3 separate regions of the Homo sapiens genome follow, and all the other regions are linked to region 2. A link is a loop called in an ENCODE intact Hi-C map of the cell type or tissue named here. Cell type or tissue: Caco-2. All regions are shown on one strand. Links, peaks and the distances in the headings refer to the core of each region. The heading gives the core; the rest is flanking DNA.

Evidence for each region. Peaks named below come from ENCODE experiments on the same cell type or tissue, not always from the same donor. Only the 100,000 strongest peaks of a DNase experiment are listed, where the experiment ranks them.
Region 1: it touches region 2 in a loop (2.5-fold over the local background); 6 of 110 quality-filtered maps call a loop at or near these places.
Region 3: a loop joins it to region 2, with 4 times the contacts of the local background. A loop is called at or near these places in 7 of 110 quality-filtered maps.

Annotation. Positions count from the first base shown.
Region 1 is chr4:48,370,139-48,380,258 of GRCh38, reverse strand. It overlaps SLAIN2 (SLAIN motif family member 2), which reads right to left. Exons shown (of 8, transcript NM_020846.2): 3 at 2,199-2,363; 4 at 411-569. Among named protein-coding and RNA genes, the nearest start is that of SLAIN2, 34 kb to the right of the region's middle. In Caco-2, for the core only: no CTCF peak of the experiment used is centred there; a DNase peak (open chromatin) is centred at 4,138.
Region 2 is chr4:48,311,668-48,321,787 of GRCh38, reverse strand. No RefSeq gene overlaps it. Among named protein-coding and RNA genes, the nearest start is that of SLAIN2, 25 kb to the left of the region's middle. RefSeq lists an enhancer at 5,462-5,756. In Caco-2, for the core only: a CTCF peak has its summit at 5,568 (motif pointing left); no DNase peak of the experiment used is centred there.
Region 3 is chr4:48,478,367-48,488,486 of GRCh38, reverse strand. SLC10A4 (solute carrier family 10 member 4) reads right to left here and starts at 5,144. Exons shown (of 3, transcript NM_152679.4): 1 at 4,336-5,144; 2 at 3,345-3,555; 3 at 1-60. The coding sequence starts at 4,925. RefSeq lists silencers at 4,965-5,094, 5,175-5,224 and a cis regulatory region at 6,479-6,874. In Caco-2, for the core only: no CTCF peak of the experiment used is centred there; a DNase peak (open chromatin) is centred at 5,227; H3K4me3 peaks cover 1,018 bases.

The DNA of each region.
Region 1 (10,120 bases), core at 2,673-5,172, 60 kb before region 2:
AGAAAAGGAAAAGAAGTTTTTAACAAGGCTCCTTAGGGGAGCAACCGAAAAGAAAAAAATTGAGAAACGCTGGTTTACACTAAAACACAAAGGGTAATAGACTAACAATTACAAGAGTTAAGTGCTAGTGCAGAGTAACATGCAGGGTATAAAAACCAGTCATAGAAGCAGAGCAGCATAAATGCTGTTCTTTGTCCCTCACACAGCATAACTGCTCTATGTAAAAATGGACTCTGAAAACAAGTTGATGAATAAACATGTACATATGTTGACTAAGTCTCTGAAATGTCCACTGCAACATTTCTACTTTCACTACATTACTACCCCCACAATACTTTAAGACATATTTAATATACAACAAAATTATGCAATAGTAAAAAACCTCAACTCTTAACAATTAGAATACTTACTTTCTTCCTGCATCCGGGCTAGAATCTGTACATCAGTTACATCATTTAGCTTATAATTGGATCCAATTGAATCTTCATCTAATTCTGAAGCACTTAACTCACTATCTATAGAGGACTGAGGACTGAGTGGAGGATTTCTGTCTGAGCTTTTCAAGTTACCTTAAAAAAAAAAAAAGAAAAAAATTCAAACTCTGGTAAAGCAACTATTGAATAAATGCCTACTGCAACTAACTTGATATTATACCCTTTGATTTAATTCATTCTTGTTCTGCCTTTTCTGCTTAAAAAATTCCCTGAAATTAGAAATTGACCTCATTAAGAAAAATGAGGGCTACTGAGACTCCTTTATATGCTATGGCATAAACATATTTTCATCTAAGTATAACTTATCTATTCTCTTATGTAACAATTCAGCTTTCAGCACAGTGCCTGGCAAGTAATTGGTGTTCAATAAGTATATGTTAAGGATTTCAACTTGCACAAGATAGCCAATGAAACTGCTCTATAAATAGATGAGTTTATGATGTAGTGTTTTCTTCTCCCGAATTCACAGTCATTGACAAACACCATCATCTTTTCCCTCATTTTTCTAAATGAGAAAACTATAATTTGAATAAAATTAGATTCCTTAGAGATTTTAGGAACAAAGACCATGAGGCTTGTTTCTCCTACATTATGCCATGTTTAAAGTACTTTATCATTCTAAACCAAAAGGAAGACAGAAAACAGGCCAGAGGAATAAAGAATACACACATCCAAAAAAGTCTAACTTGTTTCTAATGAAATATTTTCATCAGATCGTCAACTTTTACTAAATAATGAAATCCCAACACTGTCACTAATATTTCTATTACAGATTTATCTGAAACACTTGTTTTCCAGAATTCTTCACCATAACAGTCAGCTCCAACATGAAAAGCATGTAAGGAGAGCAAGAAGAGTACAAAATAATTAATCTTTATACTATTAATGAAAAAAGAGCAGAGTGCACATGATAGGAAAAGTACTACAAGGTCAGGCTCAAATAATGCCTGAACGAAATTACCTATTTTAAACAAATATTGCAGCTTAAACTTTTTAACATGGTATCATCATAGGTGAAGTAAGTAGCAAGTAACAACCTATATACTACACAAAGAATAGGATCATTAGACTAGGGAGTGCACAGGTCAAAATTTGAGGTGGTTAACCTTAATTTTTAAGGAAGTTATAATAATCAGTCATAACAACAGCTTCAGCGACAATAAGAGTAAATAAATGGGTGAATTGTGAATTCGTGAAGAGTAAGCTACACAATAACAGTCTCAGAGCAGAACATTCTTTCCCTGGTTTATAGCAATCTGGCTTTCCCACATCATTTACTGCCCCCTCACTCTGCTGGTACATTCACCTCTAACCTCATACTATTATTTAGCTGCAGTATCAAAGTTTATTAAAATTCCTATAAAGAGGTTTTAACTCTGTAGTTTTTACAACCCAAGTAGGCTGTTCAATAAGGATCTATTGATTAAAAGAATCACATTTGTAACCCATTTAATTAAGCCAGACTTACAAACTTTTAGGTACTTGCTAAAGAAAATTTTATGTATTTAGCACACTGGCTTATGTTTATACCCCTGGTGCCTAATATAGTACCTGGTGCTAAGTTGCTCCTCAACGATATTTTCTTTAACCAGTTAAAAGTTTCATAAATAAAATGAACTCGAACTGCAGATGAATGTTATTTTCTGATACAGTGCAGTAAGCTAAAAAACATTCCTTAATAGCTCCATATCATTTTCTCCTTACCTGAATTTCCAGGAAGTATAAGCTGTTTGACTATAGGAGGTCGCACTGGGGTTGAGGATGGAGAATTGAAGCCACTGCTGTATGGGCTACTGGCATTTGGACTGTAAGGACTGGTGTAACTCATAGAGTTGAAAGGATTATTATATAAATTCTGCCTCTTGAGAGCTGCATTAATGAGAAGGGGAAAATCAAATTTAACAACTGAGAAAAAGTTAACGTTTCATTTCTGAAGTTTTCCTATTAGAAAACTAAATCATTATCTCAATTTAAATGAAGAAATATTCTTATGGTAGTGGGGGAAAAAATATAATAATCCCAACAAATTGTTTCTATTATCTTAAACTGTGTATGCAAATAAAACAGTAGCCACATCAAACAACAAAAATAATGCAGGAAGAGTAACTCCTAAACAGATTATTGGCCACTTAATTCACTTCTACTATGTTGGAAAGTTTATTCTTTGATACTTGCTGTATCAATCCTGAGTGACCTTTAAAAATAAATGGAATATAAAAGCATACTTATGTTTTCTCATTTTTCTGTAACAAATGTATTACTTTTTATTTTAAAAAATATTCTTTGGGCCAGGCACGGTGGCTCATGCCTGTAATCCCAGCACTTTGGGAGGCTGAGGTGGGCTGATCACTTGAGGTCAGGAGTTCGAGACCAGCTTGGCCAACATGGTGAAACCCTGTCTCTACTTAAAAAAAAAAAAAAAAAAAAATTAGCCAGGCATGGTGGTGCATGCTACTTGGGAGGCTGAGGCAGGAAAATCACTTGAACCCGGGAGGCAGAGGTTGCAGTGAGCAGAGATCGTGCCACTGCACTCCAGCCTGGGCGACAGAGTGAGACTCGTCTCGAAAAAATATATATATATTTTTTTGTAGAGATGTGGTCTCACCATGTTGCCCAGACTGGTCTCAAACTCCTGGTGTCAAGTGATCCTCCTATCTTGGCCTCCTAAAGTGCTGGGATTACAGGGGTGAGACACTGCACTCAACCTATTACTTTTTCTAAAAGCTATGAAATAAGTTGTTTAAATCGCCTTTTCAAAGTTTGGATTTTTTTTTTAAAGCAATACCGACTATTATTAAGCCAGTTTAAGGTCAAGACATGGGAAATCCTTAAAAAAAAAAAAAAAAAAAAAGTCGGCCGGGCGCGGTGGCTCACGCTTGTAATCCCAGCACTTTGGGAGGCCGAGGCGGGCGGATCACGAGGTCAGGAGCTCGAGACCACGGTGAAACCCCGTCTCTACTAAAAAATACAAAAAATTAGCCAGGTGTGGTGGCGGGCGCCTGTAGTCCCAGCTACTCGGAGAGGCTGAGGCAGGAGAATGGCGTGAACCCGGGAGGCGGGGCTTGCAGTGAGCCGATATCGAGCCACTGCACTCCAGCCTGGGTGACAGAGCGAGACTCCGTCTCAAAAAAAAAAAAAAAAAAAAGTCAACCTGAATACTTCTGTCAAAAAAAGAAAAAAAAAATGTGCTATGCATGTAAAATTAAATAAATAGTACAACAGTAGGACTAAGATATCAAATGCATATATTTAAAAAATTAACACTTAAAATACTATTTCTTCCTTCAATCTTTTTTTTTTTTTTTTTTCTCTGAGACAAAGTTTTGCTGTCACCCAGGCTGGAGTGCAGTGGCGTGATTTCGGCTCACTGTAACTTCTGCCTCTTGGGCTCAAACGATTCTTGTGCCTCAGCCTCCCAAATAGCTGGGAATACAGGCATGTGCCACCACGCCTGGCTAATTTTTTGTATTTTTAGTAGAGACAAGGTTTTGCCATGTCTCCCAGGCTGGTTTCGAAATCCTGAGCTCAGATGATCCGCCTGCCTTGGCCTCCCAAAGTGCTAGGATTACAGGCGTGAGTCACCGTGCCCAGCCCCTTCCTTCATATTCTAATATCCACAGCTTATTCAATATTTATGAGCACTGGCAAGAGCACTTTATAGAATATATACAAGAAACAGGATATGGTGCTCTCTCTCTTAAGAGGCTTGCAGCCAAGTACCACAGGCAGAGTCAACAAACATTGCAAGGCAAAATGAAATGAGTACTATCATAAAGGTGCAAAGGGCAATGGAAAGGAAGAGTTAGGAGTAATTCATTACAACTGAGAGAAACTGGGTAAGGCTTTTTGGAAGGAGAGGCATTGAAGCAGTCTTGAGAGGATGAGTAGTAACTTGACAGGATGGGGAAAGTATGTGCTTTACTCAGTATTTATAAGATGAACAAAAGCAGTGTCTCGGAAATGCAGAGCATGCTCAGGTAAGTGTGATAAAGCACAGGGCAGGGACAAAACAGATAAAACCAGCTGGAGCCAGGTCATGGAAGGCCTGAGACACTACGCTCAGAAGTCTGAAACCTAGTTAGTAGGTTTCTAAACCTATTTAGTAGGCCACTAAGCCTATTTAGTAGCAGTGATAAAACTATCTGTGATTTTGATCAAGCATATGATATGATCTGATCAGTGTAAGGAGAAAAAATGACAGAAATCTTGATGTTTAATAAGTTAGACTGAACTAGGTAGTACACGGTGACTAGAAAAAAGGAAAAAAAAGAAAAAAAGGATAGATATTAAAAACTGGAAAGGATTGTTAAAGAAAAGAAATCAGCTGAATGAAATGTCTGGTTTGCCTACTGGTAGTAGTGGTTTTGGGGAGGAGGAACATATGTTTTCTGTTTAGTTAGACAGTGCAGTAATTTGGACCATGTAGTTTTGTACATATTCACCATGAGACAAGATGCAAGATAAAACAATATTTTATATATATTTAGTATGCAGTATGTGGCATGATCTTGGAACTATCAACCTGTGCAGAAATACAGTTGCTAAATTCTACCTTTTTCCTCCTCCTCCATCTCCTCTGGAGTTTATTCTCTTTTACTTAGTTATTAATCACTAGCATTCCAAGTTCTAAGCCTTTTTATCTTCTCAGTCTATGCCATATTCTTTCTCCTAAGGAATCTCAATCATACATCAATTATTATCTATATGCTAAACATTCCTCATTATTTAAATTTCTAGTCTTAAGTTTTCCTCTGAGCTTCAGACCTATATACACCACCCATTTAATGTCTCTCCCCTTGGGTATGGCAAATGTATCTAAGTCAACATATAAGATCAACTCATGATCTTCGCACTAACATCTAATTCTCTTCCAAGGGTCCCTCTTCCAGAATGATCCCAATATTCATCTTGTCGCAGAAGCTGGCAACTTAGAAATCACTACTGATATTCTTGTCCACCATTTCCTCATATTTGGTTCATTCCCTTTTATTACCATATCTACTATGCTTTCCATTCAGCATACATGGCCTAGCTATCATTATCAACCCTCTTCAAAGGCATCCTACATTCACTCTTGCCCCTTTCCAACCTACTTTCCATACTACTACTAGAATAACCTTTCCAAAATAAAATTGATGACGTCCTTCCTGTCCACATACACTACACCCTTGCAGAAAACCCTTCGATATTTTTCTAGTGCTCTTAAAAGTCCACAATTGGCCGGGTGCCAGTTGCAGTGGCTCACACCTTTAATCCTAGCACTTTGGGAGGCCAAGGCAGGTGGATCACTTGAGCTCAGGAGTTCAAAACCAGCCTGGCCAACATCGTGAAACCTCGTCTCTAGTAAAAATACAAAAAAAATTAGCTGGGTCTGGTGGCAGGCACCTGTAATCCCAGCTACTCAGGAGGCTAAGGCAGAAGAATCGCTTGAACCCGGGAGGCAGAGGTTGCAGTGAGCCAAGATCGCACCACTGCACTCCAGCCTGGGCAACAGAGCAAGACTCCGTCTCCAAAAAAAGAAAAAGAATAAAGTCCACAATCTTTAACATGGCCTATAAGGTTTTACAGAGTCTGGTTCCTATGTATCTTTCTGGCCTTATCTCACATCTCTCCTTTCCTTACTCTTCTCCAGCAACTTCTTCGTATATGTCATGCTTCATCCCACATGGAGCCTTTGCACATGCCTTTCTTTTTATCTGGAATGCTCTACTCCATCTCCTTTTTCTGAGATGGAGTTTCACTCTTGCTGCCCAGGCTGGAGAGCAATGGCACGATCTTGGCTCACCACAACCTCCACCACCGGGGTTTAAGCGATTCTCCTGCCTCAGCCTCCCGAGTAGCTGGGATTACAGGCATGTGCCACCACACCATTAATTTTGTATTTTTAGTAGAGACAGGGTTTCTCCATGTTGGTCAGGCTGGTCTCGAACTCCCAACCTCAGGTGATCCGCCCACCTTGGCCTCCCAAAGTGCTGGGATTACAGGTGTAAGCCACTGCGCCCGGCCACATCTCTTTCTTAGCACACTTAAGTTGTTCTGAATCTTAAGGTTTCAGGTCAAACATCATTTCCTAAGGGAAAATTCCTATTTCTCAAAGCACTATACCTTTATTCCTTTATTATATATATATACCACTAAAAAAATTATTTGTAGTATGTTTCCCCTACTAGATGATAAACTCCATTAAGTGCCAGTACAGTGTTCATTTTTCTTTATAATGTACCCCACCTCCACCCTTTTCCCAAAGCCTGATACTTAACAGGTTTGCATTAAAAATTATTTGAATATATGCATGAATGAATGTGATTCAACAGAGGTGATACTAGACACCATATAAACAGATGAAAACACCAAAACAGGGAGAGACATGAGGCAAAAGAGAGATCTGGGGCAACCTAAACCTAAAACAGGCAGAGAGGAAGCAAAGGGAATGGGAAGTTATTGGTTAACACGGGTACAGAATTTCAGTATGGGATGATGAAAAAGTTTAGTATAGGATGATTAAAAGCTCTTTTCACCTGGATATGATAGTGACAGTTGCACAGTAACGTGAATGTACTTAATGCCACAGGACTGTACATTTTTAAAGGGTGAAAATGGATAATTTTGTATTATATAATTTTATGACAATTTTTAAAAGATGGGTAGAAAAGGAAGAATCTTCAATGAAGACTGAAAAGAAAAGAGCAGGGAGGGTAAATGAGGGTTAAAAAGACAATACACTGTCAAAAAAAACAAGTGAAGAAAATTTTAGGAACGAGTGATAGTGCGCTGCAGCGAACCTGAGTGTGAAGGAGTAATAACTGTTCTGCTGCAATACAGCACTTAAGTTCCTAGGAAGCTCTGCCTTACCAAAAAAGTGTATTTAAAAAAAAAACAATCTCCTTGGGAAATGGGGGATTTACAACTACAAAGTTCAAACTTGTAAAAGCCAAAATTTTTCCTTAAAAGATTTTAAATATATATTTCAAATATACATTGTATTTATAGCTGTAGCTATTGTTCTATGAATACAGCTATAAAATTTAAACAATGTTAAACAGATGCAGTACTTAATTACACCTAGTTATGGTTCAAGAGTAACTGCCTCTCTTACACACTCCTAATATCCTCCTTGCAATAAAGCAAAGAGCCACTCACTCAAAATTGCTATTTTTGAGGTGCAGCAGCTTTACTTTTACCCAAGTCCAGGTTGCTAGTCACCAATTGCTAATAATTCATACTCCTTAGGACGTTTTAAACCAGGGGTTGGTAAAATATAGCCTTCAGGCCAAATCTAGTCCACTACCTGTTACATTAAGTAGTTTTACTGGAACACAGCCATGCCCACTCATTTATGTATTGTCTATGGCTGCTTGCATGCTACAAGAGCAAAGTTGAGTAACTGCAACAGAGATCTTACAGGCAACAAAGACTAAAATTGTTTATTATCTGGCTTTTTGCAGAAAAAGTTTGCCAGAGTTTTATTTATTTGTTTACTGTCTGACTCCTCTTATAAGAATATAAGCTCCAAGAAGTAAGCCATTTTTTGGTCTATTATATTCACTGCCATAACTTCAGTGTTGAGAACAATGCCTATTATAGCAGATTCTCAATACATGCTGTTCAATGATGAAAATTCCTAATTAAATTGTAAATTATATTATTTCTAAGGTGGGGTACTGAAAAACAGTTTCTAGGGATATATATGTGTGTGTGTGTATATATATATATGTATATATGTATATGTATATATATGTGTATATATGTATATGTGTGTGTGTGTGTGTGCGCGCGTGTGTGTGTGTGTGTGTATATACTTTTTGTTTGTTTTGTTTTGTTTTGGCAACAGGGTCTTGCTCTGTCACCCAAGCCGGAGTGCGGTGGTGCAAACATGGCTCACTGCAACAACTTCCTGGGCTCAAGGGATCCTCCTGCCCCAGTCTCCCGACTAGCTGGGACCACAGGCGCACACCATGCCTGGCTATTTTTATTTTTTTATTTTTTGTAGAGGTGGGGTCTCACTATGTTGCCTAGGCTGCTTCTGAACTCCTGGACTCAAGTGATCCTCCCAATCAGCTGGGATTACAGGTGTGAGCCACTCTACCTAGCCCTCTAGGAATATTCTTTTTTCTTTCAATCATGCTCCTTCTATAGGAATATTCTCAATATATAGTCAGAAAATTTCCATACTTAATGTTCTGTGGCATTAAGTACATTAATGCCAGAAATTGGTCAGAAAATGTCCAGCTATTTAAAATGGTCTACTAGCTTGTCTACATATTTCTAATAATCTCTTATGAATATAACTTACATCAAGCTTCAGGGTATAATTCAAACAAATAAGCTGATAGTCATACTAAACATTTAAAAAATCACATAAAGGCTATTGCTTTTTCAAAAGTGCTTCTTTGGCCAGGCATGGTGGCTCACGCCTGTAATCCCAGCAGATTGGGAGGCTGAGGCGGGCAGATCACCTGAGGTCGGGAGTTCAAGACCAGCCTGGCTAACACGGTAAAATCCCATCTCTACAAAAAATACAAAAATTAGCCAGGAGTGGTGGTGGGCACCTTAGTCCCAGCTACTCGGGAGGCTGAGGCTGCAGTGAGCCAAGATCACACCACTGCACTCCAGCCTGGGCAACAGAGTGAGACTCCATATCAAAAAAAAAAAAAACAAAACAAAAAACAAAAAACAAAAACAAAAGGGCTTCTTTTCATAGAGGAAAAGTAATACTTTAGTGTCAAAACTGACCCAGATTCAGAACCTCTGTAATAACATCCCGTAAGTTATTTGCATGTAACAACCACTACCCCTTATCACCAAATAAACTTCATTTTATGTATGCCACTTTAACTGTCCCCTCTGCTTCCTGTGACCATTTTCAGCTTAAACTCTAACCACAAAGCACATACTGTTTTCTATAATAAAGCCAAAATAAGTAATTTTAAGTACATGGCTGCCAAGTAAATAAAAACCAGAAAAACAACAACAAAACTAATCATGCATCCATCTTTTACTATCTGAATATTTCATAAAACAGACTGAGAGAAATACAAGAAGAAATGAACAATATTTTTCCTACATTTCTGCCCACACTGGCATGCTACATTAAATGTTATAAACAGCCACAGACACATTTTGTCAGCTTTGTGAATGCTATTAAACAAAAGAGCATAAAAGCAATTTAAACCTAAAATGTCAAGTAGTTTTACATAACAAGGGAAATGAATACATTTACTCAGCACTTACTGTTAGCCAGAAAACATGCTAGGCTCTTTCACATAACACTTAACCCTGAAAATTACCTTTCAAGGTTCATCATTCTTATGAGACAACTGAGCTCACACAAGTCAAATAATGCAGTGACAGAGCAATTAAGGGCTAGAGTGAGAACAAGGTCTCTGTAGCTCTCCACTTGTATCTTTCTACCACACCAGTTTCCCCAAAGAGTGGAATGTGAGAGGATTTTATACAATACCAGACATTTTATATTTTAATAGTTATTTAACTTGTATTAGAAAAAAGCTTATCATACGAAATTCATTATTTCATGGATATTATTCTTTAGGATGAGGCTAAATAAAAACAAGATTTTTTTAAAAAGCTATTAAGTAAATGATAGAACAGGGTTATGTGAACATGGG
Region 2 (10,120 bases), core at 4,138-6,637:
AGTAGTTGCTATTAATTAAGCATAATGTACAAGGAAGGAGAAAGGAAAAGATGAAGCAGTAATAACAGGTGCGGAATAAGTCAGGACACCCTTGCTTTCAGGAAAAATAGCTTCACCTCCATTCTGTAGGCAGAAGCATCCTTGAGGGTATTTAAAGGGAGCTTGTGGGGCTGGTGATGGCTACATTTGTGCTTTAGACAGATTACTCTGGGAGAAGGATGGACTTGAGGGAGATCTGTTAGGAGGCTATTGTGTTTATTCAGGTTGAAGGATGATGACAGCCTGAACTAGAGAACCTAATAGGCGTGGAGAGGTGGTGACAGAGAGGAAGCGGAGTAGCAGGATTTGTAGATTGATCAGATGTGAAGGGTGAGAAAAAAGGAGGGAGGAAGGATGTTCCAAAGTATCCATCCTCTGCAATCTAATTTCCTTCTCTTTCCTGTCAAATGGTAAGTTTGAATTCCAGCAGCACTGAGGCATCTTATGATTTCAGATCTTTTGTTTCCCTAGACGTGTACAAGACATGTTTTCCCTAGACAAGGCTAAAGGCCCCCAAGAAGATCAGAATGGCTAAATAGCCCCATCACATTCTCATGTAGAAGGAGAGAACTCAGAAGCTAACGTTCTCTCTCAAGTGACGGCCTGATCTCCCTTTTTTATTTACCTCCCCTTTTCATCATATTACTTCTTACTCTGTTTTTTAAGGTGCAATGTTTGGGGCGTGAAAAAGGCACTCACTCTCATACACAGCCCATGAAAGTGCAAATTACAGCAAGCTTTTCGAAAAACAATAAGGCAATATTCTCCAGTAGCTTAACTGTATTCACAGATTTAGGCCAGATAATTCTAGATCTGGCAATTTAACCTAAGAAAGTAATTATCAATGTGGAAAAATGATTTATGTACATAAATGTTTATTTTGGAAATATTTATAATAATAAAAAACTGAAAACAACCTCCATGTAAAAAATTTGTACCTTATGAAATTAGACACATCTATATTTTTATTAATGTTTTAAAAGAATTTTTAAATGGAAGAATGTTTATATTATAATGTTAAGAAAAAAACAAGGCTGAGGTGGAGGATCACTTGGAGCCAGGAGTTTGAGACCAGCAGACAGAGTTTGAGACTCTGTCTCTACAAAAAATATTTAAAAAAATTAGCTAGGCATGGTGGCTTGTACCTACAGTCCCAGCTACACAGGAGGCTGAGGCCAGGAGTTCAAAGAGGCTAAAGTGAGCTCTGATCATGCCACTGCACTCCAGCATTGGTGGAAGAGCGAGACTTTGTCTCTCAAAAAAAAGAAAGAAAAAGAAAAACAGTATAAAGGTTAATACTTATTATAATGTCTAGTTTATTTTATAAAACCATAGCAAAAACTGGAAAAAATTACATCAGGAGGTTGTGATATTATAGGTGATTTTTTGTTTTCTTCATTTTATTTTTCTCAAATTTCTATAATGTAATGATTTCTTTTATAATCAGAAAAAAGGTTACTTTTTTTTCCAACCTTACCCCACACCCACCTGTTATATCAACCCTGAGGTGGTAAAGCAAGGTGGTTGACAAAGCAAAATTGTTAAAAGACAAGTACGGTTCAACTGGACTCCTGGGTAAATTACTAGAAAGAGTGCAGCATCCACCTGAGCTACCCATAGAAGCTTAGCAATTAGTTAGTAGCTGATTAATACTGAATTTAATCCCTGCCAGAATAGGAGAGAAGAGCTGAGCTTTAGACCTTACCCATTAGAGATTAGGATTGGAAGCTAGAGGATAAGGAGCCCACCAGTGAGGCTGAAGTGATAGAAATGGCCTCTCACCTTCTCCTACTCCCTCTATCCTTTAATTAAAACAGCTCTGTCACCTGGGTATCATTCTCCCCACTTTGTGGGCCAGGACCAAGGCTTAACTTCTCATGTTCAATTCTTGAACCCCTTGAATAATTACTAGGACGATAACAAGCATGGCTGGGGAAATATGCTGATCTTTACCTATGACTAATAAGGCCCTTAATAATTTTTTTTTTTTTTTGAGTCGGAGTCTCGCTCTGTCGCCCAGGCTGGAGTGCAGTGGCGGGATCTCGGCTCACTGCAAGCTCCGCCCGCCGGGTTCACGCCATTCTCCTGCCTCAGCCTCCCGAGTAGCTGGGATTACAGGCGCCCACCACCACGCCCGGCTAATTTTCTTTTGTATTTTGAGTAGAGACGAGGTTTCACCGTGTTAGCCACGATGGTCTCGATCTCCAGACCTCGTGATCTGCCTGCCTCGGCCTCCCAAAGTCCTGGGATTACAGGCATGAGCCACTGCGCCCGGCCAACACTTAATAATTCTTAATAAGTCAAAAAAATTAAAGGGAGAGGGAGAAAGATTATATTAGTTATCTCAATGACATCAATGATTAACTAGGCAGTTGGCAAGGTTTTCCTAGTCATGCAATCACATAGAATATAGAGGAAAATGCAGATTCAGGAAAAATTTAGGAGGTAGCATAGTCAGGCCTTGGTGCTTGATCCTATGTGCATACTGCAGGGAAGGCAGGAATCATGAATGACTGGAGATCATTTGGGGTAGGGAGACTGATATCGTGTGCCTGGAAGTTTTAGAGGGGCTGGGGCTGAGGAAGTAAACTGTGGATATCGTGTGGTGGTTTCTGCCAAAGAGATAATTCACTTCATCTGGATATTGATTACCTACAGGGAAAATTAATAGATTAAGGACAATGAAAGACAACTTTCTTACAGAGTAAGGAGAACAAATACAGAAAGAGGAAAGGCTACAATAAACTCTGTGGTTGAGACCATCCTGGCCAACATGGTGAAACCCTGTCACTACTAAAAATATAAAAATTGCTGGGCATGGTGGCAAGTGCTTGTAGTCCCAGCTACTTGGGAAGCTGAGACAGGAGAATTGCTTGAACCCAGGAGGCGGAGGTTGCAGTGAGCCGAGATCACACCAGTGTACTCCAGCCTGGCGACAGAGTGAGACTCCATCTCAAAAACAAAACAAAACTCTGTGGTATATGATTAGAATTATAGATACTTCTGTGAGCTCATAGTGGTGTTAATATGCAGATATAGAGGTTGAAATATATATAGGAATGGATATATATGTATTCTCTGGCTGTGTTTGGTAAGAGGGTCTGTGAACAGTGGCATCTTTGTAGCGATAAGCACACTTAGTACCCAGATCTTGGTTTTTTGTTTTGTTTTTTTTTTTTTTTTTTGAGACGGAGTCTCGCTCTGTCGCCCAGGCCGGACTGCGGACTGCAGTGGCGCAATCTCGGCTCACTGCAAGCTCCGCTTCCCGGGTTCACGCCTTTCTCCTGCCTCAGCCTCCCAAGTAGCTGGGACCACAGGCGCCCGCCACCGCGCCCGGCTAATTTTTTGTATTTTTAGTAGAGACGGGGTTTCACCTTGTTAGCCAGGATGGTCTCGATCTCCTGACCTCATGATCCACCCGCCTCGGCCTCCCAAAGTGCTGGGATTACAGGCGTGAGTCACCGCAGATCTTGGTTTTTAAATACCTTACTAAAAGGAACCAAGGCTCATGGAGAAGTCACCAGTTTCAGGACTGTGCAGACAAAAGTATAAGCTGAGTGTGAAACATCTTGCACCAGAAAATAAGAAAGCTCTCAAAGTAGATTTGAACCACATTAAAGGACAAAGGATTCAAACTGAAGGGGATCCCACTTGCCAAATACAAAACAATTTGAGCATCAAAATAAATAACGTTAGTAACATATTATAAGCCATTGAATAAAATAGAATCCATGAACCTATACTGATACAAAGAAATGAATAAATAAATGGAAAGCTCTTCTTTACAAGTTAAGCCAAATAGTTAATGTAGGAGAAATAATAGGCTGGGCATAGTGGCTCACGCCTGTAATCCCAGCACTTTGGGAGGCCGAGGCGGGCAGATCACCTGAGGTCAGGAGTTCGAGACCAGCCTGGTCAACATAGTGAAACCCCGTCTCTACTAAAAATATCAAAAATTAGCCGGGTGTGGTGGCGAATGCCTGTAATCCCAGCTACTCAGGAGGCTGAGACAGGAGAATTGCTTGAACACGGAAGGTGGTTTCAGTGAGCCTAGATCGAGTCATTGCACTCTAGCCTAGGCAACAAGAGCAAAACTCCGTCTCAAAAAAAAAAGAAATAATGGAATTAGAGAATCACCATTTGATAACAACCATACTAAAATAGGAGGCCAAAATAATGAGTGAAAGTTTGATGAGAGAAAAGATACTTAACATAGTCTCAAAGTATCTCCCCATAAAATGCTTTTTAATTATTTAATAATAGCATTAATAATAATAATAAATAAACATATTTATTTATAAGACTAACAGTGGACAAACAAAATGATAAAGGTTAATTTACCAGTAATAGGACAAACTGACATTGTGCACCTCCTAATATGATGCACTAACACAGTATCACTTGTGATAGTCCTGCCCTGCAAAATCATAACTTTAATCATGAAAAAATATCAGACAAACCCAAATTGAAGGTAGTATAAATATCTGGCCTTTAAAAATGTCAAGATAATAAAAGACAAGGAAAGCCTGAGGAACTGTCTAGATTGAAGAAGATATGTACATGACAACTAAATGCTGTGGATAATCCTGGGTTGAGTCCTGGAACAAAAAGGAAAAGGGGAAAGGGAAAGAAGTTTTTAAACAATTGTGGGTTTTTTGTTTCTTATTTTGTTTTGTTGTATGTTTGCTATAATGGATACTATTGGGATAACTGGTAAAATTTGAAAGGGGTCTGTACATTAGATAGCACTATATCCATGTTAATTTTCTGATTTTGATGGGTATGCTGTGGTTTTATAGAATAGTGTCTGTGTTTATAAGGCCAGTGGGGCATTATGTCTGCAACTCACTATTAAAAGGTTTAGAAATGTATATATATGTATAATATATATAAACTATATATCATATATTATATAATAAATACATAAATTAATATATAAATTATACAATATATCTATAAATTATATACATATCTATAAATTATATAATATATAAAATATATATAATATATAAAAGTATATAAAATAATATATATGGCATATATAAATTATATACATATGATTTAGAGAGAGAGAGAGAGAATGGTAAATCGTAATAAGTGGTGAACCTGGGGCCTAGATGAAGTGTATGAAGGATTTTCTTGTACCATATTTTATAATTTCAAAGTTATCTTAAAAAAGTTAAATAGAGAGCACAGATATTATGTGAAATAATTAAAAATAATAAGACTGTATTGAAAAATATATTCTTCAGAAAAATACCCTCGACACAGTATAGAGACAGATATTGTTAAGGAACTGAATAATGTAAGTGGCTAGGGCAAGCAGCAACTCTCAGAGATGTGTCCCCAGGGGCAACATAGTTCCGCAGCAGATACGGCTTTTGGGATCCCAGTGACAACATTCTGGTGAGGCTCTAGTCCCTAGTGCCCAGTCCGTTCCTCCAGTGATCCATCAGAAGTAAAAAGAGGAATGCAGCAATGTAACAGAAAACAATACAACAAACTACTCAAAAGCCAATAAGCACCATCTAGTGGCAAGGAGGTGATTTTCCCCATTTTGTGTGTGTTGTCAAATTCAAACTGCGTGGGCCAATTTGCATTCCTGGCAGCAGATTGTGAGAGTTTCCAGGGTTCTACATCTTCACTAAGCTTGCTAAGGTCAGACTCACTTTCTCATTTTAGCGAGTACAGAATAGTATTTCCTACAAACTGACAGTAAGATTTAGAGGTTTGTTTTTGATTCAGTTTTTAAGATTTATTTATTTAGGCAAGGATACTCTATATATGATGCTCTATACTTCCTATTGTATCACAGCAAGAGGCACGTAATGTCTGGTTATCCATCAATTAAATGTGGTTCAAATGTGGTTGACCTGATTCATCAATAGATATAGTATTAAGGATCCTTATCTATCTTTCACCTAATGGTTTTAGAAACCACTGATGATTTTTACTTAGATTCATCATTTTGTAAAATATTTCAAAAATAGTCATTTTCTAATTTATCATTCTTTCTGCATTTATTAACTGTAATTGTTCTATAAAGAACTTTCCCTCATCAACCACTAGGTACCTTGAAGTCCAGCCCACATAAGAAAAGCAGGGTAAGTGATAACTTACATTTATCGATTTTTAGCATAATGATTTGGTGTCTTAGTGTGTTGTGTGTTGCTATAAAGGAATATCTGAGGCTGAGAAATTTATAATGAAACGAGGTTTGCTTAGCTCACGATTCTGCAGACTGTACAAGAAGTACAGTACAGGCATCTGCATCGGGTGAGGGCCTTAGGCTTCCATCCATGGTAGAAGGTGAAGGAAACCTGGCGTGTACAGAGCTCCATGGTGAGAGAGGAAGCAAGAGAGAAACAGAGGAGATGCCAGGCTCCTTTTAACAACAGGCTCTCATGAGAACTTACTGAGTAAGAACTCACTCCTGGGAGAGGGCATTAAACTATTCATGAGGGATCTGCCCCTGTGATCCAAACACCTCTCATTGGGCCCCGCTTCCAACATAGGGTATCCAATTTCAACATGAGATTTAGAGAGAACAGTATTCCAAACTATAGCAGTTGGTATCCTGGCAATTGGTGAATGAAGACGATTTTTTAAAAAGACTTATTAAGGACTCTGAGATTTTTACACTTATGATTTCTATTCATTGTAGTCTTTATTCCTTTTCTCTTTTTTAAAAAATTAATATTATTGGAATTATAATTTAAATGCAATAAAATGCACTCATTTAGAAACTGTGCAATTGACATCAAAGAGCTTATCCACCATGATCAAGTGGGCTTCATCCTTGGAATGCAAGGCTGGTTCAACATATGCAAATCAATAAATGTAATCCAGCATATAAACAGAACCAACAACAAAAAAACCACATGATTATCTCAATAGATGCAGAAAAGGCCTTTGACAAAATTCAACAACCTTCATGCTAAAAACTCTCAATAAATTAGGTATTGATGGGATGTATCTCAAAATAATAAGAGCTATCTATGACAAACCCACAGCCAATATCATACTGAATGGGCAAAACCTGGAAGCATTCCCTTTGAAAACTGGCACAAGACAGGGATGCCCTCTCTCACCACTCCTATTCAACATAGTGTTGGAAGTTCTGGCCAGGGCTATCAGGCAGGAGAAGGAAATAAAGGGTATTCAATTAGGAAGAGAGGAAGTCAAATTGTCCCTGTTTGCAGATGACATGAATTGTGTATCTAGAAAACCCCATCGTCTCAGCCCAAACTCTCCTTAAGCTGATAGGCAACTTCAGCAAAGTCTCAGGATACAAAATCAATGTGCAAAAATCACAAGCATTCTTATACACCAATAACAGACAAACAGAGAGCCAAATCATGAGTGAACTCCCATTCACAATTGCTTCAAAGAGAATAAAATACCTAGGAATCCAACTTACAAGGGACATGAAGGACCTCTTCAAGGAGAACTACAAACCACTGCTCAATGAAATAAAAGAGGATACAAAGAAATGGAAGAACATTCCATGCTCATGGGTAGGAAGAATCAATATCATGAAAATGGCCATACTGCCCAAGGTAATTTATAGATTCAATGCCATCCCCATCAAGCCACCAATGACTTTCTTCACAGAATTGGAAAAAACTACTTTAAAGTTCATATGGAACCAAAAAGAACCCACATTGCCAAGTCAATCCTAAGCCAAAAGAACAAAGCTGGAGGCATCATGCTACCTGACTTCAAACTATACTACAAGGCTACAGTAACCAAAACAGCATGGTACTGGTACCAAAACAGAGATATAGACCAATGGAACAGAACAGAGCCCTCAGAAATAATGCTGCGTGTCTACAACTATCTGATCTTTGACAAACCTGACAAAAACAAGAAATCGGGCAAGGATTCCCTATTTAATAAATGGTGCTGGAAAAACTGGCTAGCCATATGTAGAAAGCTGAAACTGGATCCCTTCCTTATACCTTATACAAAAATTAATTCAAGATGGATTAAAGACTTAAATGTTAGACCTAAAACCATAAAAACCCTAGAAGAAAACCTAGGCAAGACCATTCAGGACATACGCCTGGGCAAGGACTTCATGTCTAAAACACCAAAAGCAATGGCAACAAAAGCCAAAATTGACAAATGGGATCTAATGAAACTAAAGAGCTTCTGCACAGCAAAAGAAACTACCATCAGGGTCAACAGGCAACCTACAGAATGGGAGAAAATTTTTGCAATCTACTCATCTGACAAAGGGCTATTATCCAGAATCTACAATGAACTCAAACAAATTTACAAGAAAAAAACAACCCCATCAAAAAGTGGGCGAAGGATATGAACAGACACGTCTCAAAAGAAGACATTTATGTAGCCAAAAGACACATGAAAAAATGCTCTTCATCACTGGACATCAGAGAAATGCAAATCAAAACCACAATGAGATACCATCTCACACCAGTTAGAATGGCTATCATTAAAAAGTCAGGAAAAAACAGGTGCTGGAGAGGATGTGGAGAAATAGGAACACTTTTACGCGGTTGATGGGACTGTAAATTAGTTCAACCATTGTGGAAGTCAGTGTGGCGATTCCTCAGGGATCTAGAACTAGAAACACCATTTGACCCAGCAATTCCATTACTGGGTATATACACAAAGGATTATAAAACATGCTGCTATAAAGACACATGCACATGTATGTTTATTGCGGCACTATTCACAATAGCAAAGACTTGGAACCAACCCAAATGTCCAACAATGATAGACTGGATTAAGAAAATGTGGCACATATACACCATGGAATACTATGCAGCCATAAAAAATGATGAGTTCATGTCCTTTGTAGGGACATGGATGAAGCTGGAAACCATCATTCTCAGCAAACTACCGCAAGGACAAAAAACCAAACACCGCATGTTCTCACTCATAGGTGGGAATTGAACAATGAGAACACATGGACACAGGAAGGGGAACATCACACACCGGGGCCTGTTGTGGGGTGGGGGGAGTGGGAAGGGATAGCATTAGGCGATATACCTAATGTGAAATGAAGAGTTAATGGGTGCAGCACACCAACATGGCACATTTATACATATGTAACAAACCTGCATGTTGTGCACATGTACCCTAAAACTTAAAGTATAATAATAAAAAAAAAGAAACTGTGCAATTGAATGAATTTTGAAAAATGCATATGCCTGTATAACTACCCCCACAATCAGAATAGAGAAAATTTCTTTTTTTTTTTTGAGACGGAGTCTTGCTCTGTTGCCAGGCGGGAGTGCAGTGGTGTAATCTCGCTCACTGCAACTTCTGCCTCTAGGGTTCAAGCGATTCTCCTGCCTCAACCTCCTGAGAAGTCGGTATTACAGGTGCCTGCCACCATGCCCAGCTAATTTTTGTATTTTTGGTAGAGATGGGGTTTCACCATACTGGTCAGGCTGGTCTTGAACTCCTGACCTCAAGTGATCCACCTGCCTCGGCCTTCCAAAGTGCTGGGATTATAGGCGTGAGCCACTTTGCCTGGCCTAGAATATAGAATATTTCTATCACCCCCAAAAATTCCTTTCAGCCCCTCTGCAGTGAGTCTTACTCCCACTCCATCCCTAGCCCTAGGCAACCATTAATCTGCTTCCTGTCACTATAGAGTAGGTTTTTCTAGGAATTCCTAAAAGTAGAATCATGTCTCTGGATTCTTTTACTCAGTTGCATCATATAGTAAGTGTTCTGTTATTCTCTTTTGATGCTCAAATTGTTGCCATTTTTGGCGAGTGGAGCATTTTTAGTTTGACTCTTTCATTATTTTGATATGACCCCAGTAGTCTCTGATAGCTTTCTGTCTTTCAGGCACAGCAAGTGGTCTCAGGCTCAGGATGTATATTTCCTATTCTATATGAAATCAGCCAGTTCTTCAAAGGCCTTGCTTGCTTCCTTGGTCTTTGAAGACTATAATCTGAGCACTAGGGATGATCATTGCTACTAAGTTGTTATTACTTCCAGAACTTTCCAGTGGATAGAACTGGGAAATAACTATTTTCTAGAAGGAGAAAAGTAAATAATGAGTTCGTACTGATATTTTCTATTTAAATTAAAGATTAGA
Region 3 (10,120 bases), core at 3,687-6,186, 170 kb before region 2:
CATAGTGCCGGTCATTATGAAAAGGACCACCAGAGTCACTAGCAGAGACCACAGGGAAACCTAGTAATAGAAAATTACAATGAGATGGTTGAAGATGAACTCAGGCGAGAGAATCCTAAGCTCACGGAAGAAAACACCCATCTAGTATGCTCTCCAACACAAAATGGAGACCTTTGACAGAATATTTCTGAAGATGGGCAGGCCACCTCTTCAGGAAGCATCCAGAGCCACATTGGGCAGCTCTGATTGTTTGGAGGCCTGTCCTTATGTCCAGGGACAATTTGCCTTCTATAACCTCTAGCCATTGAGTTGGATATAGGCTCTCAGGAGCGACAGAGACCAGCTCTTCAAAAACAAAAAACAAACAAAAAAACCCAGCTTTTCTGGCCAGGCGCGGTGGCTCACACCTGTAATCCCAGCACTTTGGGAGGCTAAGGTGGGTGGATCATGAGGTCAGGAGTTGAAGACCAGGCTGGCCAAGATGGTGAAACACTGTCTCTACTAAAAATACAAAAATTAGCCAGGTGTGATGGTGAATGCCTGTAATCCCAGCTACTCGGGATGCTGAGGCAGAGAATTGCTTGAACCTGGGAGGTGGAGGTTGCAGTGAGCAGAGATCGCGCCACTGCACTCCAGCCTGGGTGACAGAGCAACACTCCATTTCACCAAAAAAAAAAAAAAAAAAAAAAAAAAAAAAAGCTCTTCAAAAAAAAATAGCCTTCAAAAGCTTTTTTCCTGAAAAACAGCTCTTCAAAAGCTTAAAAACTGGTTATCAGGGGAAGGCTACTCTTCTTCAGGCAGATCATCCCCAAACTTAAACCTCCATCACATAACTTTGTTTTGGTATCCTGACTGTTCTGAGAATGTGTTTCATATGTGAATGTGCCTCTTAAAAACAGGGCATTTAGAACTGAACCTAATACCCCAGGTATGGTCTGATCATCAGAGCAGACAAGTGGATGTTTACTTTCCCTGAACTGAACCCCGTGTTTTCCATAAGAAATTAGTTCTCATTTTACATGAGTTAAAACTTGTGAAACTTGATTAAAATGTCTGAAGCTCAGTGTGTGATCTTTTTAACCCTCAAAATATACTGCAGAGGATTGCTTGCAATATTGAAACAATTACCTACTCTTAGATTATGTAAGAGAGAAAAATGTAAATAAATATGTGAAGAATTCTTTGCAATTTGGCAACTTTCCCCTTTTTTATTTGTTCATGAGAAACCTCCCATCTATAAGTCTGTAATGATGCTTACGTATTATTACAATAGATGGATTTCGGATACAGTACAACTGACTTCTGTATAAAACGTGTCATCTTGATGTTCTGACTGGTACATTTCACTCATTCAAATAAAACAGTCTGTATGAATTGTAAGGCGGAAATCTAAAAATTCCTCTCCTCGTTCTCCTTCATATTGGTAGTTAACTTATTTTTTTTTAATGAGGAGTGGGCAGGGAAAGGAAACTAGAGCCAGAGAGAACAGCTTAAATGTTGCTTCTGGTTCCCTGGATAGCTGGGATATCCCTTTTGCAGTCTTCGGGAATGGCGTAACTCTACACTCTTAAAAAATTATTTAAAATTTATCTGAGCTGGTCACAAATTCTACCCTAGAGGATGCTGCAATAATTATTATATAAGGTACAGATACTACAGATGCATAATTGGCAGAAACCAGGCTATTACATGTAAAAGCATACCATTTCAAAGTATGTCACATTGAAAGCGCTGACAAACAGTCTGATTTCTTCATTTTGAAATATTGGCTCCAAAGTCCCTTAGAACTATTTTAAATCATTTGGGCAAGCATTGACATTGAATGCTCATTTTGAAGTGTTTGCAAAGGTGTAACAATTATATAAACCGTTTCTTAATAGTGTGTTAATTAAAGAATAGGGCTAGGTTAACCTTAAATTCAAAGGTAGCTAATCTTATGTCTATTATATTTAAATATTAAATATATTAATTTATTAATATATTTATTTTAAATATATTTCTTGTTTTGGGTGTGTAAATAGGTCATTTGATTGACTTTCTCTTAGACTTCCTAAGGTTTTATAGTAAATGCCATCACATTAATAGCATTAGCTTAATGATTAAGATTAACAAGTTCTTAATGCATCTCAAGAGTATCTATGAGTATATATTACAGGTATTAATATATGCATATTTACATGTACACATACATTTTTACATTCACATATACATGTGTATTATGGAGCAGGATTTCTTTTACTCAAGCCTGGATATATGCACAGAAAAGAACTCTCTACTTTTCATATTAATAAAAGCTGACTCTATATAATCAAATTACTTTAGAAAATAAGTAAAACAAAAGATTATGTCTTCTTGAATCTACATAATTGAAACATTAGGGTGGCTCTTTTTCTCTTCATTTGTCTAAAGGAATTTGCCTGTGCATTTTGCAGTAATAGTTACGTATTTTATTTGATTAATTACCTGAAGTCAGCATCCTGGTCATGGTTTATTCTTTTTTGCTACTGTTTTTGAATTTTCAAAGACAGCTTAATTTTGCAAAGATTTTTTTTCCTCCAGTCAACTACTAGAATCTACTAAACTATTAAAATCTCTACTGCTACAGAAAGCATTCATTTTTTAAAAAATCAAAGCCTTAGGAGAAATATTGCACAAATTATAGAAATCCCCTATCTTTTCACTAGCTTTATAAGCCATATAAAATATTGCAATGGAGAAAGAAAAAGAAACACATTTAGTAAGGTCAACATAACCTCCATTATTTATCCAGGACCCAATTTTATTTTGTGCTTTAAAGCCAATATTTTGTGTGTTCTATTACTACAATGTAACTTTTCCATTACTTTTTGTCCTATTAGTATCAACTTACTTTTAAAAATTTAATAAAATGTTAAAGGAACCTACTACAGAGTTTCTCAGAATTAGAGTTCCATTTTTGAAAAGATAGCCATGCATTTCTAAAATACTGCACCAATTCTATTAAAGTAATTTTATTTAATCTGCTTTTATGTTTAATTATATACAATTAGTGGAAAATATGTTGCCATTTAATTACACTGTCATCTTCCCCACCCTGCTATGATCTGTTTCCTTCCAATGAGTACTGATAGTTCTCTTATGCTGGTTTTGATTAAGCTGTGTCTTAATTAAAGCTGTCATTCTAGGAATCCCAAAAGTGGAAGTTATCTTTGTAGCATAAACTTTTTAAAAAAAATTTTATCCATGCAACTACTTCCAAGTCCTTTTCTTCCTTTCCGCCTTCTCCAAACTTCCTAACATTTCTGCTGTGGGTCAGAGATCAAGGGCTCTCCAAGCTAGTATGGAAAGGGAAGAGGGGGCCTTACCTTCACAATGTAGTCAGCCACCCGGCTGTATTTGTAGCGAATGAAGACGCCCAACCCGATAGGTATGAGAGTGCTGCAGAGAGTCAGGGTCACGGTCCCTAGGGGTAGTAACTGCACGATAGGGGTGTTGATCCAAGCCCAGCTGTAGATCCACAGGCACAGGGGCATCAAGACGAGGGCCAGAAGCGTGGAGGAGATGGTCATGATGATGCTGCAGAAAAGGGAATGTGCAGAAATCAGAACGAGCTTTGAGTCAAACAGCCAGCTAACCTTTTTCTTGTATGTTGAGTAGAGGTGGAACGGGGAGACTGCAAGTCCCGGGGTTGAAGTCTGGGCAGAACCTACATCCGAGGAGAGTGCCAAGAGAGCAGCACGTCTAACACCGATGGAATTATGAACCCAAGGCAGGGAGGAAAAACAAGCCCCCTGTCTCGGTACTGCTGCCCTCGACATTATAAAGTCTATTGAGCCTGGATGATTCTGAGGGGAAGGAACGTTCTTCCTTGCAAGCCCCCTGCAAGGTAAGCCATGGTAAAGCTGCTGACTGCTACTTGTTGGTCGGACTCAACAATCCTGCACTCTATGTGAGATTACTTTCTCTGACGGGCCAGTAGCCCTATTTTACTTTTACGTTGCCGGCGAGTTCTAGTTCAGACTCCCCCTTCTCTTTGTCTTCCACTGGACAACGACCTGCGCTGCCACCCCGACGCTCGGGGAGGACGGCGAGGGACCCTGCTGAAGGGCCGCGCTGCGCATGGAATCCCAGCCTTGGAGCAGCTCCCTCGCCGTCTAGCTTGCTCCCCTAGCAGCACAACCTGCAGGTCGGCCTTGACTTCTAAAGCCGGGGCGTCATCAACTTCCTCTCCTTTTCTCCTCCTTCCTCCACGCCTAATTCCAACCCCTCCACTGCCTCTGTCCTTCGTCGTGAGCCCACGGCCGTAAACGCGCGTCTGGGATGAGACAGATGCCCAAGGAATAGACAGATCCGTACCTGAGGTTCATGTCGCCGTCAACCAGCAGGGACATAAGATTGGAGAGATTGCCGCCGGGACAGCAGCCACACAGGAGCACCGCCACGGCGGCCACCTCGTCCAGCTTGAAGGCGAGGGCCAGCAGGAAGGCCAGCAGCGGCAGGAGGCCGAACTGGCAGAGCGCTGCCAGCAGCGCGCCCACGGGCCGACGGACGTGCGCCCCGAAGTGGTTCACGTCCACCGTGCAGCCCAGGCCCAGCATGGTGATGCACAGGGCGGCGCCCACGAACACGTTCAGCCCGTGGTTCAGCGGCGTGTCCCAGAACGGGAGCGCGTGGGGCGCCCAGGGCCGAGGGAACGGGGAAGGGCCGTGGCTCGCCGCGCCGCCCGCGAGGCCGCTGGTCGTGGGCTCCGGGGTCGGAGTGGGGCCGGGGCTGAAGCCGAAGCTCGGACCCGGCCCGAGGCTGAGCCCAGGGCCGGGGCCGGCGCTGGAGGCAGGGGCGAGGGCGAGGTCCGTGCCGGGGCCCAGGCTGCTGGCATTGGGCGCCAGGGTGTAGTTGTCCCGCAGCAGAGGGGCGAAGAGCAGGGTCACGTTGTCGTTGCCGTCCATGGCGCGGCCGGAGCTGCGGATTCCGGTCCCCTCCCGCCGCGTGCCTCTCGCCGTCCCGCGGTCGCCGCAGTCGCCGCCCGTCGTTCTGCCCGTCGGTCTCCGAGCCCCGGCTGCGCGCCGCTGACGTGCTCGGCGGCGTCGGGGGCGGCGGGCCGGTCTCCGCTCCCAGGTCTGCAGCCGCCCGCAGCCTGGCACTCCGCGCAGCGCGGCCCCCCGGGTGAACCCAATCGCTGCGCCGGCTCCGCGCCGCGGCCCCGCGCCCCGCAGGCCCCGCCCCGCCCTGCCGCCCGGTCCCCTCCTGTGAATCGCCAGTAAGTGGTTCTGTTATCGAGTGTAGCCAGGGGCGGAACAAAGACCTGACAAAGGACCAGAGCAGGAAAAAACCGTTCCTGGCTGCCGATCAAGTTCTCTGATGGGCTCTGCCTCTTTATAATGAAATCTGGAGACCCAGACACACAAAGTGGAGGGGGCGGGTGGATAACCTCATCGATGCACGCTCATGGCAGAAACTGTTCCTATAGCCTGCAGCCCTAAGAGGGGTGCTTGACTTAATATGAGCGATTCTCTAGTAAGCAGGACACGATATCTGGCTTGAATTTGCAAACAATTTTTTGCATGATTTTCAGTCTTAAAGTAGAATGTAATAATAATATAGCGGGTTTTGTGCAAGTGCGTGTGCATTATTTCATTCGATTCTTACAGCAAAGCCGTGAGATAGATACCATTTTTACAAGCTCGATTTTTACAAACGAGGAAACTGAGGAACGAGGAATTCTCAGTCTTATCAACCGAACCCACAAGTACCTGGCTGAATCTGCACGGCGATGTGTCCCTAAAGAGGGCAGAGAAGAGCTTGGCTAATAACAATTTCCATGAAAAATGTGTGTTTAAGAAGTTATTGGCAGGTGGAGAGAGGATATTTCAGTGGCCACAGATTTACGAAGCTTTATGAGTAAGGCCCTGGCATTAGGATTAAAGGACTGAAAAGAAATAAAGTGCTGAGATTCCCTGCTTGAGACAGGTTTATCCCAAAACAATTCAAAAGCAGAGCTCTTAGGAATGGAGATGCAACAACTTTTAAGTCAGTCACTAGATGGCATGTAGAAAGGAAAATAATTTCGCTGCTTACCAACCAGGTGGGGCCTGTTAAGGAGGCATCTAGCTCCCTGGGGGTGACCATAAAGTGATAGTCAGTTGAGTTGTAAAAACCAACAGGAATTTCTAGAATGAAATCAAGGCTCAGTCTTAGCCCAGGGTTGCTTTCACAAGGAGCCAAGATATAGTGAATTCTTCTATCTGGGAACTTTTCCCTAACTCCTGTCCTGGCACAGAGTGACTTCTATTACCCAAGGGTGGGCTGAGCCTTTCCTCCTCCCCAAATCTCATGAAGATGATGGAGACTATGAAAAGTAAGACTTTGCAAATGCAAAGCATATTGCACTCTTCATCACAAATAATTTATTTTTTCTCTTTTGGACTGTAAATTCCACGAGGGCAGAGCTTTTGCAAGAATCTAGGAGGATAATGTACCCTTACACTTTTCCAAAACACTAAACCCAGAAAAAAAAACTTCAGTGAGCTAAACTTTAAAGGAAGTGGGTTGTGACCAAAAATATTTTAAGTTGACATGTCACCTTATGTAGGTAAAAAGAAAGATATTCAGATATACAATGATCCATGCTACCCAACCGTTACATTAGTAGACCCAGGGAAGATGTGTGGAGAAACAGACAAGATAAGGAGGGAAGGCACTGCTGAGCCTTCACAGTCTTGAAACCACAGAATGAGATAAGCCAAGAACACAAATGGCAAGGGATCCAGCTGAAGCCAACTGTGCAGGCACCACTCCTATTTGCCTCAGAAACCCTCATCATGTTAATGATATTAAAATTCACAATCACATTAAATAAGCAGTAATTAGAGGCAGACCAACTCAACTCATCCAACTACCTCCTCTCAGGGTTTAGGGAGGGACTTGGGCGGCAACTTGTGCAATGGGCGAAGACTGAAAACAGAAAGGGGCCTGGCATCATGGCTTTTGTCTGCAATCCCAGCAATTTGGGAGGCTGAGACAGGTGGATCACTTGAAGACAGGAATTCGAGACCAGCCTGGCCAACATGGTGAAACCCCATCTGGACTAAAAAGACAAAAATTAGTTGGGTATGGTGGTGTGTGCCTGTAGTACCAGCTACACAGGAGACTGAGGCAGGAGAATTGCTTGAACCTGGGAGGTGGAGTTTGCAGAGAGCCAAGATCGTGACACTGCACTCTAGCCTGGATGACAGACTGAGACTCCATCTGAAAAAATAAAAAAGAAGGGGATGATGGGCTGCGATTGTAAATCATGGGGCATGTTGCACCTGCAATCTTGGGGGATTCTTGGGACCTACACACCTGATGTCACTCCTGCTGATGGGGTGATTGTCATTGTAAAGAAAACAGGTGCTCTGGCCTCCCCTTCTTTCTCATCTTCCTCACTATGTATGAGAAAACCCCAGGATTAGGTTTAAGCCCATTCTCCAGGTGTGATGACACTGGTGTGGTGACACTGGTGAAGTGAAGTATTCTTTTCCCAAGGGGGAAACAATATGTAAAAGGGAGAGATAACATAGTACTTAGAAAATATGGCCAGGCATGGGGCTCACGCCTATGGGAGGCCAAGGTGGGCAAATCTCTTGAGCCCAGGAACTTGACACCACCCTGGACAACATGGTGAAACCCTGTCTCTACAAAAACTACAAAAATTGGCCAGACATGGTGGCGCATGCCTGTGGTGGCATATGCCTGTGGTACCAGCTATTTGGGAGGCTGAGGTGGGAGGATCGCTTGAGCGCAGGAGGGCAAGGCTGCAGTGAGCCATGACCATGCCACTGTACTCAGGCATGGGTGACAGCAAACCGTGTCAAAAAAAAAAATTAAGGAAGGAAGGAAGATGAAATTAAGCTAGCTATTTGGGGAAAAATAAATTTAGAGCTTTGTGGCACAGTGTATACCAAAGCTAATTCCAAGTAGATTAAAGGGTTAACTATTATAATAATAATAATGCAACAAAATACTAGAGAAAAAGATTGGCAAGTGTTTATCTCATCTTTGGATATGGAAAATTTTTCTAAGCAAAAAAGTAACAGAAGAAATCATAATGGGGAGCTCAGTAGATATGGATACATAAAAACTTTCAACTTTGTTATAGTAAAAACATCATTTAAGAAATTAAGAGAAAATTTATGATTAATTTATAAGTTTTATTGTGTTATTTTATAGGAAAAGAGGCAAATGACATGAATAGACACAAGATCACAAAAGAGATGCAAGCAGCCAACATGTTTATGAAAATAGTCACATTCACTAGTATCCAGAGCAATTAAATTGAAGCAATTAGATGCCATTTTTCAGTACTGGAAAAGATTCAGATATATGCTATTATGTTACAGTGGCAAGGATACAATCAATTTGGATATATCCTACCATAGAAACAATCATGGAAAGAGAGCACCTACTTCCAGGAGTTCTCATAAAAGTCCTGGGGTTAACTTGGGATTAATAAGGGAGAACTATTGTACACTAATGTTTGTTTTGGCCACTTTTCTTGAAAGGAAGCTAGGAGGCTTTTTAAGAGTAGAAGCATTTAAATTTAAAAATTAAATAGAAAATAGGCAAGAGAAGTGTACCCATCCTTCAACCAATCATTGTGGCCATAGGATGGAATGCTTTCACTCAAGCAAGGGAGTGGTCTCATCCCCACTCAAGACACATCAACTCAAATTTGGGGAAGGGATTCCTCAGAGGAATAGTGGGTGCTGTTAACAGAAAGAGGAAAAATGGATGTTGAGTAGGCAGAAAAGCAATAAGCATACACAGAAGTTGTATTCAGTACCTCAGCACCCTCAAAGGTGTTTGAGGGCTTCTTCCATTGCATTTCCAGAAGTAAGTACTGCTACCTTAAGAATCTTTGTCAATATGCTGTTTTAAAAGTTTCATATTTTGTGCTTATTTAACTACTAGTGAAATAGAACTTTTTCAGTTTAATAATAAAAATACTTTATTATAAATTATGTATTTTGCCTATTTACAGAAATCATCTGACTTGCAGACAATTTAAGTACAACGTATAAGACTGGTAGAAGAAAAATTAGAAACAACCTAAGTATCCAACAATATGCAACTGGTTGAGTAAATTGTTTTTTATTTACATAATAGAATAAATACTATGCAACTATTTTAAATTTTCATGTTATATTTTTATGTGAAAAAAGCAAGTTATGTACCGTTTTATGTTGATTTCTTTCTTTTGTATTTTGTTAGAAAAAATTTTTTTAGAGATGTTACATTGTCCAGGCTGGAGTGCAGTGGCTATTCATAGGCATGTAGGCATGGTCATAGCAGACTGCAGGGTGGCTCTTGGCCCCAGTTTCTTTAAAAGTATTTATATAGTTGCATTCAAAAAGACTGGGCCAAAATATATTGGATTATGGAGGATTTTTGCATTCCTTTTTGTTGTCTTTTCTTTTTTCTTGAGACAGGTCTCCTTCTGTTGCCCAGGCTGGAGTACAGTGTCATGATCTTGGCTCACTGCAACCTCCGCCTCCCGGGTTCAAGCGATTCTCCTGCCTCAGCCTTCCGAGTATCTGGGGTTACAGGTGCCTGGCATTAGTGACCAATGGGTAGGTAGTGTAGACAGGCAGCCATTAGTCACTGAGTAGGCAGGCTCAGTAATCAGATCAACTGTCTCAGTATTCCAGTGCTTGTGTTCAATTAATATTTCATTTAATAATGGCCCCAAAGTGCAACAGTAGTGATGCTGGCATATTGTCATAATTGTCCTATTTTATTACCAGTTACTGTTGTTAATATTTTACTGCAACTAATTTATAAATTAAACTTTGTAAGAGGTATGTATTTATAGAAAAAACATAGTAGATATATATAGGGTTCAGTACTACCCACAGATTCAGACATCCACTGGGGTCTTAGGACATATTCCCTGAGGATAAGGGGGGACTATTGTACAGACATGTTTGTTTTGGCCACTTTTGTTGAAAGGAAGCTGGAAGGTTTGCTTTTAATAGAGATCCGTCAAACAGGAGAGCTGACTGGAACATTGTTCTTAGCTGATTTGTATCTAAAAGCAACATGGCCTGTTGATTATACTTGCTTTATATAATTAAGTCTATTTTACAGAATAAAAAAGTCCATT